2 separate regions of the Homo sapiens genome follow, and region 2 is linked to region 1. A link is a contact called in ENCODE Hi-C or POLR2A ChIA-PET data. All regions are on one chromosome and are shown on one strand. Each heading gives the region's core, a stretch centred on a gene start or an enhancer-like site at or near the end of the contact. The rest is flanking DNA. Distances are from core to core; before and after follow the strand shown.

Region 1 (5,431 bases), core at 742-3,241:
CAGGTTTGAGCAATTCTCCTGCCTCAGCCTCCCGAGTAGCTGGGACTACAGGTGCGTGCAACCACGCCTGGCTAATTTTTGTATTTTTAGCAGAGACGGGGTTTCACCACGTTGGCCAGGCTGGTCTTAAACTTCTGACCTCAGGTGATCGCCTGCCTTGGCCTCCCAAAGTGCTGGGATTACAGGCGTGAGCCACCGTGCCCAGCCTATATTTACTTTTAAATGGTCCTGACCAACTAAATGCATTTCATAATCTATTGAAAAATACTGACTAATGAACACATATATACTTGAATATTATTTTATGTCTTTCCTTGGGTTTCTCTCTGGTTTAAATAACATCAACACCCTTACTCTTTCCTAAGAACTGTTTTTAAACCTTTCAATAATTTAGCATGGTCTTTTTCCAGCTTCTTGCATTGTCTCCAAACTAAGACTCTAAGAAAGTCTTGGTCGTTGCCAAGAGCATGTGGATTACTTCCCAGTACCAAGACTTCCAGCTCCAGCTCGATCCAGCTCTTGCCCTCCATCAGTCAGATGGGCTTTCCAAATGACACAACTCCACATCCACCTGCCCTTGGGAATCTTCTATCTGTTTGGCCCCCAAGTAATTCACTCTAGGATTAGAAAGGATGGCCAGGTGAGGTGGCTCATGCCTGTAATCCCAGCACTTTGGGAGGCCGAGGCAGGCAGATCACCCGAGGTCAGGAGTTGAAGACCAGTCTGCCCACCAATATGATGAAACCCCGTCTCTACTAAAAATACAAACATTAGCCGGGTGTGGTGCACATCTGTAATCCCAGCTACTTGGGTGGCTGAAGCATGAGAATTGCTTGAACCCAGGAGGCAGAGGTTGCAGTCAGTCGAGACCATGCCACTGCACTCCAGCCTGGGTGACAGAGCGAGACTCTGTCTCAAAAAAAAAAAAAAAAGAAAAGAAAAGAAAAGAAAAGAAAAGAAAAAAAAAGGAATCAGTCCCTTCTCATAAAGCATTTACATTCGAGTTGTAGTTTCAGGGTCCTTGTTTGTTTCCCATCTGTCTGTCTGTCTGTCTCTCTCTCTCGACCAACCTGTGTAGAGTGTTTTGCGAAAAACACACATGTACAAGTTACTAGATTGACTCTTTTTTTTTTTTTTCTGAGGCAGAGTCTCACTCTATCACCCGGGCTGGAGTGCAGTGGCCATGATCTCAGCTCACTGCAACCTCCGCCTCCCGGGTTGAAGCGATTCTCCTGCCCCAGCCTTCCAAGTAGTTGGAATTACAGGCGCGTGCCACCAATCACGGCAAATTTTTGTATTTTTTAGTAGAGACGAGGTTTTGCCATGTTGGCCAGGCTGGTCTCGAACTCCTGGCCTTCCAAAGTGCTGGGATTACAGGAGCGAGCCACCGCGCCCGGCCTATTAGATTGGCTCTTTATCCCTGCTGAACATCTCTAGTTCTTCTTCGACTCACTTTGAATCCTGGAAGCACCACTACATTAAATGTCTCTTCATACTAATAAGAATTTTCGTCCAAATCGCGCAATCACCTCCAGGGCCAGGAAAGGGGACCCCCGGTCGGGAGTGCGGACTGGGCGTGGTCACTGACCCCGAGCGTCCCCTCCTTCTGGCTGACACGCGGCTGCAGACGCAGGAGCCTCCTGCTGGCGACTGGAGTGTCACTATAAATAATTGAGGCCAACACCCGCGGAGTGACATTCCACCCCGGTAGGCCTGGCCTACAGCTCCCAGCAAGCCTCGCGCAAGCTCGTGGACTCCATCTCCCGGCGGGCCGGCACTGCCCTGCCGGGCGGTCAATGGCCCGCTCTGAGTAGGTTTTTCCGTTTTTACCTGACAGCTGAGAATGTCTGGAAGCGGAGGGGCGGTAGCAGCCTGCCTGGGAATGGGCCACCCCGAATCCCGACCCGAAATAAATGCACCAGCATGCTGACGCGGTAAAACAGGAGCCGCCGGCAATAGCAGTTTCACCCTCATCCCACTGAGGGCTCTATGTTGGCTCCCGCCCCCATCCCGACAACCCCCTCGCGCCTTGGCGGTGATTGGTGAAAAGACACATCAATCTCACTTCAAGCTGTGATTGGAGGATATGTTGTCAGCCCCCTCCTTTTGGAACTGTGATTGGAGGGAATCGCCTATCCGCCCGCCCCCTGCTCTGGGCGGAGCCGAGCAGGAAGTGGGCCTGGCTTTTGCCAGGTGCTCCTGTGGGCTCCGGGTGACGTCCAAAGGGTGTGGCCCGACTGGCCCTCCAAGCTATGGAGTATCCATAGTAACGCGTCAGCCGCCGACCTCGGGCCATTTTCCCAAGGCTCCAGGATCTCTAGATGTCCCGTCGTCTCAAGGGCGTGTAGAACGCGGGTTTTGGGGGAGGAATGAACAAAAATCGACTGGGAGTTTTTTCAAAACACGTACATATGCCCTGCCACCCACCCCGCTCTCCTAGGTGCGTCAGAACTGCTGGGACATCTGTCACGTGAAGGGGTGGGTTGCCCCTCCACACCTGTGGGCGTTTCTCATTAGGTGGAAGGAGAGACTTGGAAAAGAAAGAGACAGAGAGACAAAGTATAGAGAAAGAAAAATGGGCCCAGGAGACCGGAGTTCAGTTTACGGAAGATCCACGCCGGCACCAGCCTCTGAGTTCCCTTAGTATTTATTGATCATTATCGGGTATGGCAGGATAATAGGATAATAGTGGAGAGAAGGTCAGAAGGTAAACACGTGAACAAACGTCTCTGCATCGTAAACAAGGTAAAAAAAAAAATGCTGTGCTTTTGATGTGCATACACATAAACATCACAATGCCTTAAGAAGCAGTATTGCTGCCAGCCTGTCCCACCTCCAGCCCTAAGGCGGTTTTCCCCTATCTCAGTAGAGATAGGCTTTACACCGAGACATTTCCATTGCCCAGGGACGAGCAGGAGACAGAAGCCTTTCTTTTATCTCAACTGCAAAGAGGCATTCCTTCCTCTTTTACTAATCCTCCTCAGTACAGACCCTTTATGGGTGTCGGGCTGGGGGACGGTCAGGTCTTTCCCTTCCCACGAGGCCATATTTCATCACATGGGGAGAAACCTTGGACAATACCTAGCTTTCCTAGGCAGAGGTCCCTGCAGCCTTCCTCAGTGTTTTGTGTCTGGGTACTTGAGATTAGGGAGTGGTTTGAGATTAGGGAGTGGTGATGACTCTTAAGAAGCATGCTGCCTTCAAGAATTTGTTTAACAAAGCACACCGTGCACAGCCCTTAATCCATTTAACCCTGAGTTGACACAGCACATGTTTCAGGGAGCACAGGGTTGGGGGTAGGGTTACAGATCAACAGCATCTCAAGGCAGAAGAATTTTTCTTAGTACAGAACAAAATGGAGTCTCCTATGTCTACTTCTTTCTACACAGACACAGGAACAATCTGATCTCTCTTTCTTTTCCCCACAGTCACGTGTACTTGGGGAAGAACTCCCCCGGTGATTCTGACACTCTTGCCCTACGCCTCAGCCATTGAGAACTATTGGTATGGAGGGCCTGTAATTTATCAAGGCGCGGCCTCAGATCTGTCTGCCTCGCAGATACCTTCCTCACCCGGGTCAGAATGACTTGCCTCAGGCTCCTGCCAAAGAGTTTGCACCACTCGTTTCTTCCCTGTAATTACTTGTTTGCGTATTTGTCTCCCCACTGGGCTGCAGCTTCTTGGGTAGTGGCTCTGTTTTATTCATCTGTCCTCTTCCCTTCCAAATGCTTGGCAAGGAAAAGTGCCCTTTAAAATAAATCGACTTGAATTGGGAGTGGTGGTAGGGAGGCTGTCAATGAGAATGAATTCAGGGTGAAACTAGGTAGGACAATGTCCCAGGATTAGTTTGGGGTTGAGCTGGGGAGCTCTTGGTGTATGGGGGGGTCCTATTGTGACTATGGTGGAATAGCCACGATACTGAGTGACATTGGGCGAGTGAGGTGGGGGAGAGACTAGACAACACCCCACATAACCCATCTTGACAGATGTCTCAGAAAGATTATGGGAATTTCCTGGCCCCTCTGCAATGTGGGATTCCATTTTGCTACCTCTAGAAGGACAGGGTCTTGTTTTCATAGCTCTGCCTCCTACTCTGAGATAAAGGCATGCAAGACCTGAGCTACTACTACAATACCCCACACAGAAGGAGAAAATCAGGCACATCTGGATTCAAGTTTTGTGGGTGATTCCATGATTGCCTCCAGTGAACAATCTGGGAAGCACAGTGTCCATATCGCCATTTCAGGGGTACTGGCCCCAACATCAGCCCTTAGGCCTAAGCCCTAGAGACCTTGACACCTGGTGGCTGAGTCAGTATCTCAGTAATGGGCTTTAGAAGGAAACCTGGTGATTCAGGGCCTCAAGAATGGCGTTGGGCAAGCCACCAGACCAGCTGCCTGGGTCTCCTCCTCCTTGTTGAGGTGACAACAAGGAACTCAGTTCAGCTCCTCCCTGGGTATCCAAATTATCCTTCCAAGTCCCAGACTCACAGCTGTCCTCCCTTCTGATTCAGCCCTGATGCTTTTCAGGGGGTCCCAGAAGTGGGATCCGGACTTGAGAGAATGTCACAGTTGAAAATGATAAGGATGCAAACGGAATGGAACTTTCAGAGAACCCCAATTTTCTACTCTAAGTTCTCCAAACCAACTCTCAAATCCAAGATAGCTGCCTTTCCTTTCTTCACCTCCTCTTCTTAGTTTTCCCCAACTTGGCTGCAAAGTCAGCCTCCCCTCTTCTCTTCCTTAGCACCTCAGACCAATAAAACATGCAACCTTTTCTTATTCTTTTTAAAAAATTTATTTTTGACCAGGCGCAGTGGCTCACGCCTGTAATGCCAGCACTTTGGGAGGCCAAGGCGGGTGGATCACGAGGTCAGGAGTTCAAGACCAGCCTGGCCAACATGGTGAAACCCCATCTCTACTAAAAATACAAAAAATTAGCTGGGTGTGGTGGCACACACCTGTAGTCTCAGCTACTCAGGAGGCTGAAGCAGAAGAATCACTTGAACTTGGGAGGCGGAGGTTGCAGTGAGCCGAGATTGTGCCACTATACTCCAGTCTGGGTGACAGAGTGAGACTGCCTCAAAAAGAAAAAAAATTATTTTGTTTGTTTTTTAGATTTTGTAGAGATGGTGTTTCCCTAAGTTGCTCAGGCTGGTCTCGAACTCCTGGCCTCAAGTGATCCTCTCGCCCGGGCCTCCCAAAGTCCTGGGATTACGGGTGTAAGCCAACATGCCTGGCCCCTTTACTTCTTCTTTTCTGTTTTGGTCACAAAACATTTCTCTGTTGATCACTGTAGTGTGTGTGTGGAGGGAAGTGGGGGAGGTACACTCTTAAGAAATGAAATAGTTAACATCTTGGTCCTAAGATTTGTTGTAGAGATGGAGTCTTCTCATTCTGTTCCCCAGGCTGGTCTTGAACTCCTGGCCTCA
Region 2 (5,431 bases), core at 1,507-4,006, 350 kb before region 1:
GCTCTGGCCGGCGGCCGCCTAGAACACCTCCCCGTGCAGCCGGGGCATGGAGCCCGCAGGGAAAGCGAAGCCTGCAGCTCACTGTTGCCCAGCTCGGTTCTTGGTCTTGGCCAGCAAGGCTATGGGATGATCAGACTTTGTTTTTGATCCTCTTCCCACCCGCGGGGAGCTCAGCAGCCACACTGGGTTTTCCAGGCCATGTCCATTTGTCTGAGTTTGTGGGGGGAAGGCAGAAAGGGGCTGAAAAGAGACCCAGAAATGAAACTTCCCCTCTGGGGCCATTCACTCTGTAGTTTTAACAAAAAGGCTGGAACAGGCTGGGCACCGTGGCTCATGCCTGTAATCCCAGCACTTTGGGAAGCCAAGGCGGGAGGATCTCTTGAGCTCAGTAGTTCAAGACCAGCCTGAGCAACATAGCAAGACCCTGTCTCTACAAACATTTTTTTTTTTTTTTTTTTGAGACGGAGTCTTGCTCTGTGGCCCAGGCTGGAGTGAAATGGCGCAGTCTAGGCTCACTGCCACCTCCACTTCCCAGATTCAAGTGATTCTCCTGCCTCAGCCTCCTAAGTAACTGGGACTACAGGTGTGTGCCACCACACCCAGCTAATTTTTGTATTTTTAGTAGAGACAGGGTTTCACCATGTTGGCCAGGCTGGTCTCAAACCCCTGATCTCATGATCTGCTCTGCCAGCTTCAGCTTCCCAAAGTGCTGAGATTACAGGCGTGAGCCACTGTGCCCAGCTCCCCCCCCCCACCCCGCCGCCCCGTTTTTTTTAAAATTAGCTGGGTGTAGTGGTGCATGCCTGTGGTCCCAGCTGCTCAGGAGGCTGAAGCGGGAGGATCGTTTGAGCCCAGGAGTTCAAGGTTAACAGTGAGCTAAGATGGTACCACTGCACTCCAGCCTCGGCAACAGAGTGAGACCCTGTCTCCCTGTAAGAAAAAAAAAAAAAAAGGCTGGGGAACAAGTACCCACAGAGCACCCTCAGATAGATAGGTAGCCCAGCACCCTTACCCTCAGGTGGTCCTACCCCTTTTCCCCAAGGTCCCTGGCAGGCTTGCACCATAGCTGCCCACCGTAGTTACCTGCTCATTGACAGACCCCACAGGACTTCCTCCCTCCCTTTCCATCTCCCATTTCCCTGTGAGCGTTTCCTGGGACGCCTGCCAGGTGAACTGTCTGCATCAAGTCCTAGCATCAGGGTCGGCTTCGGAGAGCCCAGCCTAGGCCAAGTGAGTTCTTCTAGTCCACATCCTCAGTGTGGCCTCCTGACTAGCAGCAGCATCACTTAAAACTGGTTAGAAATGCCGATTCTCAGGCCCCGCCTGCTAAATCAGATTCTGGGATGCGGCCCCGCGATCTGTGGCTAAGACCTCCAAGTGACGGATGCAAATGCAGGTTGCAGTTGGAAAACGATTGGACTGAAATCTTAGGAGAAACCCCAGGGAGAGGCAGCCACCTGGGGGAGGAGACAGACTGAGGTCGGAGGCTCGCCCCCGCTAGGGGTCCCGGGGGTGCGTGATCATGAACCCCAGAGGGCTGGGCTTTGATTTGAGTGCCGATCCGTTAATGAGGACGGGAGGATAAGGTTGCCGACGCAGCGGAAGGTAGGGGGGAAGCGACTCGAGGACCTGACGATTATCCCCAGGCAGGGGCTTCCCAAGCAGGCACGGAAACCAACTTCACCAAACCGCGGAGTGGGGACTGGGCCCGGGCGGTGTTCAGCAGGGCAGGGGCAGGGCCAGCTGGCGCGCAGGCATCTGCAGGGTGGAGCAGAATAACCGTGGGGACCCGTTTCTCTGGAGGGGCACTGTCCACTTCCCATATGAGCCTCAGGATACCCCCGTGGGGCGGAGTCTCGGAGACGCCCCAGGTCACGCTCTCGCCGCCCCATCCCTGCTTGCGGGGGGCCGAGCAGGGAGGGAGGCCCAGCGCGCGCTGTGTGTCCGCAGTGTTCACGGGCAGCGGGGACGCTTGCGCCCGGGCCTTCGACGCGCAGTCTGGAGAGCTGCGGAGGGTGTTCCGGGGCCACACATTCATCATCAACTGCATCCAGGTAGGTCCCTCTGCCCTTCTCGGGGCCGCCGCCCGTGGGAGGGAAGGTGCCCCGCCCCGATCCATCCACGCGGGCAGCGGTGTCCCCCCCGCCTACCGCGTCACCGGTGACGCCCGCCCCTGCGCCCGCAGGTGCACGGCCAGGTGCTCTACACCGCCTCGCACGACGGCGCCCTGCGCCTCTGGGACGTGCGCGGGCTCCGAGGTGCCCCGCGGCCCCCTCCGCCCATGCGCAGCCTCTCGCGGCTCTTCAGCAACAAGGTGGGCTGCGCCGCCGCGCCCCTGCAGCCGGCCTGATCCCGCGGGGCCCCTGCAGACGCCAGCCCAGACACCCAGCGGCTCCCAGAGCGCCCCGCCCTGCTACCCGCGGTGGTGGCGCCCGATGGCCGGCGAGGGGCGAGGAGCGAGGAAGCCCGGGCGGGAGGAGAGCCCGTCGCAGGCGTCTGGTTTTTCTTTGGTGGCCAGGAGGCGCTGGGAGCGGGAGTGCTCGCCCTGGGGACCGCCCCCTTTTCCCTTTTAGGGTGGCTCCTGTCCTCCCTCCCCATCCCTGACCTGGCGAAAGGCCTAGTCCTGGGGACCCTCCCACCTCAGGGGCTGCAGGCGGACTGCCCCAGCTCCCCCAGCCCCACGAAACTGGGCCTTTCCTGCTGAGAGGAAGTGACTTTTTACAGAAGCCACTGAACCTGGTTATTTTGGCAAATCGTCCGTCTCGAGGGCCTTGGGGGGAACTGAAATATACAGCCTGAACGTTAAAAGTGCTCCTGTGTCCTCTTTTTGTTTTGCAAACTGAGTCTCAGCTTCTTTTTGGAGCTTGGGATTCCAGGAACCCAGGGCGGCGGGCCTCCTGCCCTCTGCCTCTCACAACCGGCCTGGGCAGCCTTGGGGGTGACTTGTGGGTGCGCTGCGGGGCTGCCCCCAGTGTCACTGGTGCAGGAAGTGGATGGGGAAGAGGCCGGGGAGCAAGGGAGGAGCTCTTTAGCCTGTGCAGGTGACAGCGGGGACCCTGCTTGGGAGCAGGGTCATTTTCTGGCATGTCATTTTCTGGCATGAATCTAGGAAGTCCGTTCAGGGCCTGGAGTGGAAGGAGGGGTGGGGGCGGGCAGCAGCCCCACCCCGGGCTCGTGCACAGGAGCCAGGGCAGCGCCTGGTGCTGGAAGGCGCAACACACATGCCAGAGCCACCGGGCACCCAAGGGGAGCCCTGTGCCCAGGGGCTCGAGGGGCCAGTGGGGCTCAGTCTGCCGAGGGGCCCTGCAGGAGACCCCTCAGCACCCCTCACAGCACCTGAGCGGGGTGCTCTTCAGTCCCTTGATGGTGCCACTTTCTGCATCCATGTGCCCCGGTTGGCCCGGGTGCCAGGAGAGAAGCTGCAGGTGACAGTGTCTGCCGTGGAGAGCTCATCATCTCGCTGCAGAGAGAAGCACCTGCTGCAGGAGCAGCCCCTTCAAGTGGAGCAGCCCCTTCAAGTGGAGCAGCCCTTTCAGGTAGAGCAGCATGCGCTTCATAGTCTTAATGCAGAAGATACTTCATCAGAGACGGCCGGGGCCGCCAGGGATCACCTGCTAGGTGATGGGCGGGTCCGCCCTCGGGCGCGGATGAACAGGTAGGGATTGCACTGTGGGCAGTAGGAAGGAAAGGACGCAGGCGCTGTAACTCCTCTAGGCCAAACCTCCAAACCCTGGGAACCAAAGTGCCCCCGACCCCCACCCCAGGAAAATGGGCCTGTTGGGAGGCAAGCAGATCGGTGCAGGAGAACCCGCAGAAACGGCACCATGCACTGTTCTCCGGGTGAGACTTAAGCACACACAGACCTCGGGGGTGGCCAGGTCTTGCTGCGTCCCGGAGCCATTGGGGCCTGTGGCTGCCACAAGGGGCATACCTACCAGAGAGGACCTTTCCATCGTGCTGAAGGGACGGTTCCGGTGGCGCAGGCCAGAGAACCGCCTTGAGTGCTGCCTGCGGGCAGTGCTGCCGGCCGGCCCTGAGCCTGCACAGACGTTCACACTGACTCCTGCTTGCCGAAGACACTGCTGCTTGGTGATGCTGCGCTCTGGCCTGAGCAGCCCCTCACTGACACGTCAGCTCCAGTCCCCACCTTATCTCCCCACAGCAGAGAATGGAGCATGCATCAAGCCATCCAGAGAAACCCAGTGGGGCATGGACCCAAAACACGGGCGCTGCACTCACTTTGCATTTTTATAGCAACACACATTGGGGTAATTTCTACTTCCATTGCACAGAGAGCTTTGCGAGATGTTGAGGACATAAAGATGGCCAGATGTCCATTTTCGCTCTGGTTTCTGACAGCCTGAGAGACACGGTGAGTGAGAGAGTCTGATCCCCTGAACCCAGGCCTGGTTCCCTTCCAGCCACACCACTGTCGCCTTGCTATGAATGAAGAAACAAGGTGTCTGCTTTTGATAAATTGACTGAGGAGGAGTTGGCTAAGGGAGGAAGGACAGGAGCTACCCATAGGACATATGGGCAGGAACACAAGGACAGGGTAAGGCCGTGATCAGCATCAAGGACACCTGACCAGTTGTGCACACCATTGTGCTGGCATGGGCTGCCCTCACCTGCCTGCTACACGCCCATGCCCACTCCTGCTCCTCTAATGGCATCCAACCTCCCCGCTGTGATCAGCAATCATACCATCCGCCCCCATTCTTCTCTCCCCACAACCCGCACCTTCTGGCAGCCCATGAACATGTCACACTCAGACTGTCCTGCCCCAAATACTATCTTGTTTGTCCCACATCTGGAATGTGCTTTTTCCTCTGACTCCCCAAGGAGAACCCTCCCAGGCCCCCTCCTCTGCAACGGCCTCTCCTCCAACCTCAGCACCGTCCTGCCCCCTCCTCTACCGCCTGTCCGGTGGAGCAGGCCCGGCCCAAGTCTCCATGCCTGGAGGGCAGCCCATTCTGGACATAGCGCATGCCCAGAACTGCCTCCACAGCCGGCTTCCTCTGCGGCTCTCTCTTCACAAGACACGGAAGAGTTTTGGGGCCTGCTGGTGTGGCATTGCTTCTATGATGGCTAAAAACAGCTGGGAAGCTAGAAGACACGCCTGAACCAAGCGCAGGACAGCGATTTGTTAGCCAAAAGCTTAAATTCAGGCCCCAAATCCAAGTGTGGCATTGTGTCAAATGAGGCTGAGACTCCGCGTCACCTCAGCTCACCAGGCACTTCTGAGGCAAACCCTGACAGGTACATTTCAGTCCCCTGCCCAGGATGCACCCCAGCCCCGCTTGGCGTGCGGCATCTTTCACAGCAGATGCCCTCTGCTTCTGAGATCATCCTTCCATCATCTCCTCACAAAACTCAGTGGAAACAGACATCCTGCAATCAAAATGAAGAGCTAGTCACCCAGACACTTTCA

The links. Hi-C counts contacts between places; a loop is a spot of excess contacts on that map. ChIA-PET counts read pairs that join two places held with the same protein, here RNA polymerase II (POLR2A). Pooled maps may share reads with other maps.
Region 2: a loop to region 1 is called in a pooled map, with 3 times the contacts of the local background. The contact joins the enhancer-like site here to the promoter of ABCB8 in region 1. A Hi-C loop is called at or near these places in 1 of 50 pooled maps. POLR2A ChIA-PET finds 5 or more read pairs at or near these places in 3 of 52 experiments (Caco-2, WTC11 and activated CD8-positive, alpha-beta memory T cell).

The regions. Positions count from the first base shown.
Region 1 is chr7:151,025,010-151,030,440 of GRCh38, reverse strand. It overlaps ABCB8 (ATP binding cassette subfamily B member 8), which reads right to left and starts at 1,991. Exons shown (of 16, transcript NM_007188.5): 1 at 1,831-1,991. The coding sequence starts at 1,925. It overlaps LOC124901777 (a long non-coding RNA gene), which reads left to right and starts at 2,183. Exons shown (of 3, transcript XR_007060593.1): 1 at 2,183-2,478; 2 at 3,429-3,634; 3 at 5,408-5,431. RefSeq lists enhancers at 804-1,407, 1,659-1,968, 1,408-2,012, 2,618-3,222, 3,223-3,826 and 1 more.
Region 2 is chr7:151,378,501-151,383,931 of GRCh38, reverse strand. It overlaps WDR86 (WD repeat domain 86), which reads left to right. Exons shown (of 6, transcript NM_198285.3): 5 at 1,951-2,054; 6 at 2,186-2,808. The coding sequence ends at 2,350. Among named protein-coding and RNA genes, the nearest start is that of WDR86-AS1, 28 kb to the left of the region's middle. RefSeq lists silencers at 2,146-2,385, 2,406-2,565. Within about 2 kb of position 2,756, at least 3 of the 41 ENCODE cell types and tissues checked have a DNase peak (open chromatin) inside an H3K27ac peak, as active enhancers do.